Linked DNA regions of Homo sapiens: region 1 is linked to region 2. Evidence: chromatin loops called from intact Hi-C (ENCODE). Cell type or tissue: PC-3. All regions are shown on one strand. Each heading gives the region's core, and the rest is flanking DNA. Links, peaks and the distances in the headings are about the cores only.

Region 1 (5,400 bases), core at 304-5,303, 49 kb after region 2:
CTAATAGATATTTCCTGTTTTAATCAAAAAAGGGATAATTTCCTATGCAAATAGGATATGAAAAATAATGTTAAGCCTGTGATGCTATTGATAATACAGACTTTGTGATCAAATTGTAGTGTGTGTATATGTCGGGGAGTAGGTGTACATGTATTTCACATTTATACAGACATCTCTGTAATTACAATAGAAATTACAAAGATGCAAATTTCAGGGATTTTGTTTTTCATATTCTTTTGAAAAGTACCATGTTCTTTTCATCATGAACACAATATTCTGGTCCTTCTTCCTGTCTGTCCTCTTAGAATAAGTGACTCCTTTCAATTTCTTTTTTCTGGTTTCTGTAAATCCAGTTACCGAGATTCACTCAATTATCTCAGGCAAACCTATATTTAAAATTGATAATAAATCTACCATTTTGCTATTTATCTCAAAATATTTAAGAACTTTTTCTTGCCTTAAAAATGTAAGGTATTTCATGCACATAAAGAAATCTGAACACACATAGATATTTGGGTTCTTGGTTTCTTGTTTTATTTTACTTAATCATGTTCTCTATGTTATACACCGTCATTACCAATGTGTATTCTAAAAAGCAGCTAAAGACCTATTAGCTACACTTGTATGTAATTACTATTGCATTTCAGAAAGTTAAGTATGCCTTAAAGTTAGGAATTTTCAGCTCTTCGCAAAGGAAGAAAGTATGATATATATCATGATATATGTATACATTTAAATATATTTTCATATGTTTAAATACTTTGTAACTCAACCTAGAGATTGTTTTTACATGCATGGCCTTTAAAAAACGAATTAAGTAGGACTGAACAAATCCTGGGGTTTGTAGTAAAAAAAAAATCTAAGTTCCAAGCTTTGCTGTGGTCCTTCTGTCTTGTCTGTAAAATGAAAGCAACAACAGAACTGAGTTAAGGTGTTATCAGAAGCACAGGATGATTAGAGCAAATAAATCACCACAAAACACCATCTTGTTGGCATTAGAGTAAATATTATAATGTTATATTTTTCATAGCGTACTTCATCTATACCCTCTCATTGTCTGCAGTATGGTGGACATTACCTCCTAGTAATGCTAGCAATGAAAAGAAAAACAATAAAAGAATAATATAACAGCACATCTAATAAAAATTTTAGAAAATTGTAATGTATCTTGACTGAATTAAATTACCTTTCTCAAAGTGAACCTTATCCTTTCAAGCCCCTGTATAATGTCTGATGCCCCGATTTAATTTTGCTTCAGCTTTGAAAGATGAATCCAGGAGAAAGACAAATAGGCACTTTTTCTTATAATGAGAATTTACACATATTAGAATAGAAAAATGGAAAATGCAATCTACGCTTTTCAAAAGAAAATGACAAACAAAAACAAAGACATTGTTACCGTGTGTAAACTGTTTCAAACATTCATGCAAGCTGGTTCGGATTTTATAAGCCTCTGGCTCATTGATGGTTCCACAATGCAGCTGCTGAAGTCAGAGCTTTTCAGATGAAGGGTTTTAGGTTATGTGTATTCCTATATTGTACCTCTTAGATACAATGTAAATGACCTTTAAGAAGTGGTGAAGCGTGTATATACATATAATTGCAATATGTTCTATAAATGCACATTAATACCTCAACTTTAAATTTTTTATTGTAGACTTTTTCTTTCTTGAAGGGAAAATAGATAAAAGAAAACCAGGTTATTGCTTTTTCTGCATTTTATAGGTCTATCTCAGGGTTTTTTTATTTAAAAAATCATGGGAATAGGTAGTCATTTTACTTTCTAGGGTCATAAGCCTACATACACTGTTTTTTCCATATCTAATATTGATGTTATATGTAAAGTTGATAGCTGTATGACAAAGTTTTAAAAATATCATATTATCTAATATTAATATACATACTGCTTTGGCAATCTCAGGCTAATTCAAACTGGATAAAACCTATAAATACATCGCTTCTCAGCCTTTTGGCTAAGATCAAGTGTAAAACCTATAAATACTGTAATTTGGGGCTTTAAAAAGTGTAAATGTTTTATGAAGCCTGCCTAGACTACATAGCAAAAGGCTTATTTTCCTGTATACCAGATAGTTTTTCATCTTTGACTCTATTGTTTTGTAATAATTATCTCCTGTGGAATGCAGTTTTTTCAATGAGAAGAAAAATGAATATAGGATTCCATTTAATTAGGGATTTAAAAAATGAAATTAACCAAGAATATTTCACTGAGAGATGTTTTGTACATGAAAGCATGGCATCTCTCTCTCCTTGTCCTAGTACTCTGTGTTTTAGGACTGAGCCTTGTCACCAAAGTGCTTTTCCTGAGATAGTTATTTCACCTTCAGAATAATGCTCTCCAGACTGTACATTTTTAAATTTTGGAGAAAATGTTCCCCAGTGCATTCCATTGATAAATAAATACTTTAAACTTTGACATGATCTTATTTAGATAAGCAAGATGAATATATACAAAACAGTTATTATTTATTCACTTTTATATTCATAAACATGGATTTAAAAAATTAAATGTTTATTAGGTATTTTTAGATATCTGAATAATATCTTTTAAAGCCACATTCGATCAGCTTCAGAAGCAAATGGTTGCTAACTGTGAGGGTGTTGCACAGATTTGTGTGTGTAGTATTTCAGTAATACATTTTCCATTCTCGCATTCTGGTTTTGATTTGATTGAAAGGTGGCATTTTTTTTCTTTTCCTCATTGCAATCAGACATGCTAATCTATGTCAGCTTTCTCCTTTATGGGATTGGCGTCTACTGAGAAAAAAACCTAACTTTTCTTCATAACAACAAGATTCTGTTCTTTAAGAATATTTCAGCACCGTTAATTAGAAAGAAGGTTTTATTAACCATAAGGCTAGCACTAACAGACCACAGAGCTGTTTTTTAAAGTACTGTATGCCATAGCTGCCCTGCTTTTTCTCTGTCTAAAACTTCATTTTGTTATACGCTCATCAATCACTTAAGTCATTACCGTAAATCCTACTGTTGTTAATTTTACTAGTATCACCCTAATGAGACATTCCTGCTATAATTAAAAATGAATTCTAACTTTAAGGCATTCTAAATTTTTTTTAATGAATTTAGAATGATCTTGCCATGTGACTATAAATACTACTGATACACATAGACTACTCATCAAGTCTGTAAGAAAAGTAGTATCATAACATGTCCAGGTGTGAATTATTTACTGGCTGCCTCTGTGCACATGTGCTTATGTGTATGCATATTTTTGTACACATATTTAGGAATTATGTCCTTTTTATTGTGAAGCCTAGTATGTTTTACTGAAGCTACTGATAAATTCTTATTCTTTGTCTTGCCAAAATTTAGGTGGATGTAATATAAACAATATTACTCTCTGTAAGTAGGTGTCCTAGAGCACCATCTGCTGGATGCATTTGGGGACTTAATGTTGGGAAACATGAAAATTGGTACTTGGTTAAGACAGGTGTACTTTGTTTTTAATTGCCTGTGATATATTATTTAAGGGTCACAAATGTCAAGGTATGTACATTTGTGTTGAACCATATGAGTTCTTAAAAAGAAATCACTTTACTCCTCCTTTTACCCTACCCTAACCTGGATTTGCAACTGTACGATAAATATTTTGTGTAAGGAAAAAGCAAGCACAATATTTGCCTAATGAAACAAAGCACCACAGTTGGTGATGAAATAAACTTGTTAGCTTCTTGATCACAGCTCTTCAATAAGTTACCGTTGAGGAAGTTATTTGGATGGTATTTTATGTTTAGGTTCCTTATGTTCACTAGATTCTGAATAAGAAAGTAATGCTTGAAACAAGAAACCATTTTATACCTGGATATGACTCTTGATCTGATCCTTTGTCAGGAACAAGAGTTCTTGTGTGTGTCTCATCAAGACCTTCCCTTCTGGGCCTGCATTTGGAATGTACTGTCACACTACAGCTACCCTGTATTTTTATTTTTTCCTTGAAGCATTTATCAAGAAGCGTTTTCAAATGGTATGTTGGCAGTGTTCAAGTTCAGGTGACATTAAAAGTATGTCTATGAAATTCTCCAGAAGGTCCAGGATGTTTAGTGCTCCATGATGCAATGCAGGCCCTCAAGTTCCAGCAAAACAACTCTGTATTTACTGCTTGTAACTAATAGTAGATGTGGTAAAAAGGAATTATATTCATATGGCAAATGAATACAACCTTAATGTGCACCATATGCAGAGTGGTGGGGTGATATGCCAATATATCACATTTATTTACCTTGTTTGGTTGCAGAGAAAAATGACTGTACCATTCAGCCCATAGGTTATAGCCATATAAATATGAGAACAGAAGAATTGATGATTTATACCCTCAGATTGAGTATCTTCATATGTAGACCTTTTTAATAGTGCCATGCCAAAGAAAGTTGTCTTGACACTTTATGCTCATATGGGAAATTTAATTTCAAACAATAGTTGGCATTAGTCTAAGAAAGTAAAAATTCCTTCTAGTCAACTAAACGTAGGATTCTTCTGCTTTTAAAATATTGCAGAACTCTGTGCCGGCGGTGGGGGTGGGCGCGGGGGGGTGGTCCATAACATTATTGGTAGAACTACCAAGGATACACTTAATTAAAGCTTCCTGGAACAACATAGTAGACTGACTTTACTACCTTCCAAAAACGCTCATTTCGTAAGAGAAATTCTACGACAGCTTTGTGCCTATGTAACTCACATTTTACTCTAGATATTACTGATAATTTATGAAAAGATAACCATTTTTATATGAAATTCAATATTTAAATCTCTGATTTTTTTTTTACGAAGCAACAGTTAAACCCTATTTTTTCTAGTTACCTCAATTTTTATGTGCTATGCTCATTTATATCGCTTTACAGAGCAGAAGTTTATAAGTGTTAACAAATTTTTAAAAATTGATTTTCTTGGTCTTTTAACAGGGCCATTATCTAAGTATATCATTACATTTCATTTATCTGGTAATTTTTTAACAGTAATTTTTTTCACATTCAAGTGAGAAAATGAATGTGTTTGATAAGACTTCAGATTTTGGATTTGAAGTGTTTTTATATAGGAAAAAAATTCTCTGAATTGTTTCTGCCTTTTGTGGCTTAAGGCTGCATGACTGTTGAGCTTTTTAAGCTTTCATTCTTGTAGCTTGTAACTTTGCACAACTGAGAGACTGCCTTATTTCCTTTGGGTGAGTGGGGTCAGGAGTGTTTAATAGCTAAAGATATGAAACTCCTCTATAGTTTTCAGAGTCCCTTACTTACGTATTTTTAACAAAAGAACATTAAAAATGTTAAGGAGGATGTATTATAAAGAATTTTAAATAATTTGGGTATTTAGGATAAATAGATAAAACCAATTTTCAGTTTTAATTTATATTCATAAAAATCAGAC
Region 2 (5,400 bases), core at 117-5,116:
CCACTGCGCCCGGCCACAAGTTTTGTTTTTTAAAAATCTTTGTTCACAGTAAAGTTAGTGTTAAACTTTACTGATTGCTCTAAATGTCTCTCTATATTTTTAAAAAGGAATTCAGCATAGTAATACAATGTATACCTTTTTTCAGGCCCTGGAGAGTGAATTTGTTTCCTGCCAGCTTCACCAATGGATTGATCTCATTTTTGGCTATAAACAGCAAGGACCAGAAGCTGTCCGAGCCCTCAATGTGTTCTATTACTTGACCTATGAAGGAGCTGTCAATCTGAATTCAATAACTGATCCTGTGTTGAGAGAGGTAAGTTATCTGAATTGAGAAAGCAACTTATAGTCAGGTATATTTAAACTAGAAGGAGCTAGAGAACACCTCCCCCATCCTTTGATTTTAGTGATGAAGAAAGTGAAACTAGATGTAAAGTGCCTTAAGCAGAATAATTTATCAGTGACCTAGCAAGAACTTGAACCCAGAGGTTCCTTCCAACAAAATGTTTGACCCAATATAAGATGACGGCTTTTTCTATTTGAACCTGTTAAGGTATAAATAATCTTATTTATAATTTTATATAACTTTGGGGGTTACTCATGATTTTTGTAGGAAAATAGTAATAATTCATTAAAGAGATATGATTATGAGCATAAATTTATTGAAATGTGATAAAACACATATTTATATGTAATACCTAAGAACATATATAACCACATAGAAGTTAATGGGGGGGTTGAAGTCCAAATCTTTCCTATGTGATCAAATTGTTGTTAGATGTTATTGAACTTGTTTTATTCTTGTCATTTATTTTCTCAAGTAAAACACTTAAAACATGATTTTGGCAAATGCAGCACTCACCAAAAAGTCTGTAGAAGACCTTACTTTTTTTAGTATTTCTAATCTAATTATGCATCCTTCTAATTCCAATATACTTCATATGAAAAATTATAGAATTGAATGATACAACCTTAATCTGTACAATTTTAGAACACAACTGCGTTTAGGAAACCAGGAGCTTTGATTCATGGGGCAAGTTATATATCACTTTGAAGGGAACATTATTTGTAATGTGTGAGATTTGCCATTTTTCCCTAGCACTTGATGCATTCTTTTATAGTTCTACTAAGATCTGATCATGCGGAAGGTATGTAAGTACATATTTAAATAAATTGGCATATTATCACCTGGCTTATGTGCTAGATAAGTTAGCATGCACACAAAAGCACTGTGTACTAGATGTACACTTGCATTAAATTGCCCAAGTTTTAAATTGCTATGTTTCAGTTTTAAAAACTGTGGTAGCAGAGAATTGGGTCACATAAACTCTTAAAGACTCTTCCAGTTGTTCAGTTTTTTGAAAATACTCCTTCTGGGGGTATTTTATTTGATCAGAACATCAATTGACTGTATGACACAGAATATACATAGGATTCCATAAAGGTATTGAGGTGAGAGCAACATACAGGTAGTGTTACAAAACACTGCATAGTTTTATTGTTGGGATAAAATAGCATAGGCCTATTTACTTTCTTTTTTTTGTTCATTTTGGCAATATTTGAACGTAATACTTTATTCTGTTAAATGCCCATAATTCTTCAACAAATATACCAGCTATTTTTGTTTTCTCCTGTTATCCTGTAGTAATTATCCATATCTCTACATAGCTGATATATAACTGAATTCTCACTGTAGAACTGATTTTATAATTTCTTAAAAAGAGATTGGTTGTATTTAATATACCAGCATATTGTTTTTTGTACCAGCATAAATTGGTTGTACTTACTATGCCAGTATATATTTTTTGTGTCACTATATGCAATCTCCGTATTTCTAATTTTGAAATTCTGTAATGTTCTATAGAGTTGCTGTGAAAATATGCTTAACACTGTTTCTCTCAATGCAAGATCCTATTACTTAAAAGACTTGTCTCTTGGTATGTCCAAGATGACATAAGTAGCTCTACTTTTCATTAAAGGTTACGCAATGTTTTCATGATTAAAAATGTCACTTGGCCTATATCTGTTTGTCATGGCTAGTTAACAAGTAGTACACTCAATCAGCTAGTTATTTCCTCTATGAGTCACTCTATGTGCTTGGCTTTTTATTTTTATTCTGGATTGACCACTGTCCCCACTTACACACCAATGATTGTTTAAGGAAGTTTACTGTGCGTTAATCTAGAAGAACACTGTCTAGAATTTTCTGCAGTGCTGGAAATGTTCTCTATCTGCACTGTCTAATAAACCATGAACCATATGTAGTTATTGTACATTGAAATGTGGCTAGTGTGACTAAGGAACTAAATGCTTAATTTTAATTAATATAAATTTAAATAGGCACAGATGACTAGAGGCTACAGCATTGTACAGCAGAGAGTTAGAAGACTTATGTTTGTCTTTGACCATCTTTTCTTACTCTGAGTTCAGCATATGTGATCAGACAATGGAAAAATAAATGTTAAATTGACTTGGTAGGATATTTCAAAGTGGGAATACTCCATGTAGACATTAGATATATATTTGAATATAGGTGTAAGCTCAATTATATTTTTTCTTTCACCTAAACTAACACATTATAATTTCAAATAAAATTGTTTATTGTGATAAATATATATAACATAAAATTGAACATTTTTACCTTTGTTTTTTTTTTTTTTTTGAGACAGAGTCTCGCTCTTTCACCCAGGCTGGAGTGCAGTTGCGCAAGCTCAGCTCATTACAACCTCCGCCTCCTGGGTTCAAGTGATTCTCCTGCCTCAGCCTCCTGAGTAGCTGGAATTACAGGTGCCTGCCACCACGCCTGGCTAATTTTTGTATTTTTAGTAGAGATGGGGTCTCACCATGTTGCCCAGGCTGGTCTCAAACTCCTGAACTCAAGTGATCCGCCTCCCTTGGCCTCCCAAAGTGCTGGGATTACAGACCTGAGCCACTGCCCCTGGCCATTTTTACCATTTTTGAGTTTACAGTTCAGTGGCATCAAGAACATTGACATTCTTGTACAGCCATCACCACCATCCATCTCTAGAAATGTTTCATCTTCCCAAACTGAAACTCTCTAAGCATTAAACAATAACTCCTCATTCCTTCCTCCCCAGTCCCTGTACAATTACAATGCTACTTTTTATCTCTATAAATTTGACTACCCTGAATACCTCATAGAAGTGGAATGCTGCAACATTTGTCTTTTTATGTCTAGCTTATTTTACTTAGCGTAATATCTTCAAGATTTGTCCATGCTATAGAATGTATCACAATTTCCTTTCTCTTTAGGCTGAGTAATATTCCATTGTGTATATATATATACCACATTTTGTTTATCCATTTATATATCAATGGGCATTTTGGGTTGTTTCCATCTTTTGGCTATTATGAACAATGTGGCCAAGAGTATGGATGTACACCATCTGTTCAAATGCCTGCTTTCAATTCTTTTGGATATACACCCAGAAATGGAATTTCTGGATTATGTGATAATTCCAAGTTTAACTTTTTGAAGAAGCATCATAACAAATAAGTGTTTTTTTTTTTTTTTTTTTTTTTTTTTTTTGAGACAGAGTCTCACATTGTTGCCAGGCTGGAGTGCAATGGTGTAATCTTGGCTCACTGCAACCTCCGCCTCCCAGGTTCAAGTGATTTTCCTGCCTCAGTCTCCTGGATAGCTGGGATTACAGGCATGCACCACCATGCCCGGCTAATTTTTGTATTTTTAGTAGAGACGGGTTTTACCATATTAGCCAGGCTGGTCTCGAACTCCTGACCTCATGATCTGCCAGCCTTGGCCCCCCACAGTGCTGGGATTACAGGCATGAGCCACCGCACCCGGCCACAGATAAGTTTTTAATATTTATTTTTTATGATCAACTTTTGCTAAAGACCGTTAAAACTTTTGCTTTAAGTTTGACTTCCTTTTCTTTACCACAATCCTAAGTAGTTAATTATGAGAAAATTAAGCCTTAACTGATAGTCTTCCACACATCACACCTTAATTTGTTTTTATATTATACATTATATAGACTTATATATAATATATATTCTGTATTAGATTTGGCATTTATTAAACATGGCCTGTGATATTCTAAGTATGGTAGGTATTTGATATTCTTGAAATGAGAATATATCGCTTTGTTACTTAGCACTATTAAAATAAATACACACATTTAATTTATAAAACTTTCTGAATATCATTAAAATAAATGGGGCCAGGCGCAGTGGCTTACACGTGTAATCCCAGCATTTTGGAAGGCCACGGCAGGAGGATCACTTGAGTCCAGGGGTTCAAGAGCAGCCTGGGCAACAAAGTGAGGCCCCATCTCCACAACAAATTTAAAAATTGTTTGGGTGTGGTGGTGTACACCTATAATTCCAGCTATTGGGTGCTGTGGGAGGTGGGAGGATTGCTTGAGCCCAGGAGGTCAAGGCTGCAGTGAGCCATGATTGTACCATGGCAATCCAGCCTGAGCAACAGAGTGAGACCCTGTCTCAAAAAAAAAGGTTGAGGGGAATAGTCTTTTATTATAGCCTTTTCATACCATTTACCAGTGCTAAATCCTATAGTATAATGCAGTTTGATATAATAGAATGAACAAAGAAACAAACAAATAAATAAATTTGAATTTGAGTCATGGCCCTGATGCCTACTAGTTGTGTTCCTCAGACTCTGTTTCCTATATATAGAAGTCATACGATAATGCCCACTCTACAGAGGATGAGATGACATATAATGCATGTAAACCGCCTGGCATGGTGCCTATCCCCTCATAAGTACTCAGCAAGTGTTAGTTCTTTCCCTTATGTTGCTCACAGTTAAATCCCTGGGTTAGAAAACACAGCTATAAAAGGAATATGAACTACTGATTAGATCATAGAAAGAATCATAAAACATTAACACTAGAGAAGTTATCAGAGACCATTTCCTAGTGGATGCATGCTGAGTTCATTGTTAAGTGAGGCAAGAAAGCAGAAAACATGAATAGGTCATTAATTTATTCATTTTTTCAACAACCTTTTACTAAACCCGAATCATGTAATAAGGTTAAAGGGTTGAAAGGCAAAGTCCCTGCCCTCCCTCAGCTAGAGTTCATTATCTAATGGGAAAATAAGTGTAACTAAACAATTATAATATAATCTGATAAATTCAGTACAGAGATAAATATATGTAAGTATGTATGCACAAGCATAGGATAGGTACTAAGCCCAAACTGACAGAATCCAGGCATGTTTTCCAGAGAATGAGAGGCTGGAGTTGCATATTGAAGGATGAATAAGATCATTGGGTAGAGTCATGAGCAGAAGTTACCTACACAGAGGCAACTGCATACCCTTCCTGCACATAGATAAAAGAGATGGCTAGAGAATATGGTATATGTGGAATGAAGTAAAGGTTAGCAGATGAGAGAGAGA

What was found. A loop is a pair of places that touch in the nucleus more often than their neighbours do. Peaks named below come from ENCODE experiments on the same cell type or tissue, not always from the same donor. Only the 100,000 strongest peaks of a DNase experiment are listed, where the experiment ranks them.
Region 1: it touches region 2 in a loop (4-fold over the local background); 3 of 110 quality-filtered maps call a loop at or near these places.

Annotation. Positions count from the first base shown.
Region 1 is chr4:150,296,067-150,301,466 of GRCh38, reverse strand. All of the region lies in intron 53 of LRBA (LPS responsive beige-like anchor protein), which reads left to right. Among named protein-coding and RNA genes, the nearest start is that of DCLK2, 220 kb to the right of the region's middle. In PC-3, for the core only: a CTCF peak has its summit at 3,409 (motif pointing left); no DNase peak of the experiment used is centred there.
Region 2 is chr4:150,344,905-150,350,304 of GRCh38, reverse strand. It overlaps LRBA (LPS responsive beige-like anchor protein), which reads left to right. Exons shown (of 57, transcript NM_001364905.1): 48 at 146-313. Among named protein-coding and RNA genes, the nearest start is that of LRBA-AS1, 230 kb to the left of the region's middle. In PC-3, for the core only: no CTCF peak of the experiment used is centred there; a DNase peak (open chromatin) is centred at 2,064; H3K27ac peaks cover 405 bases.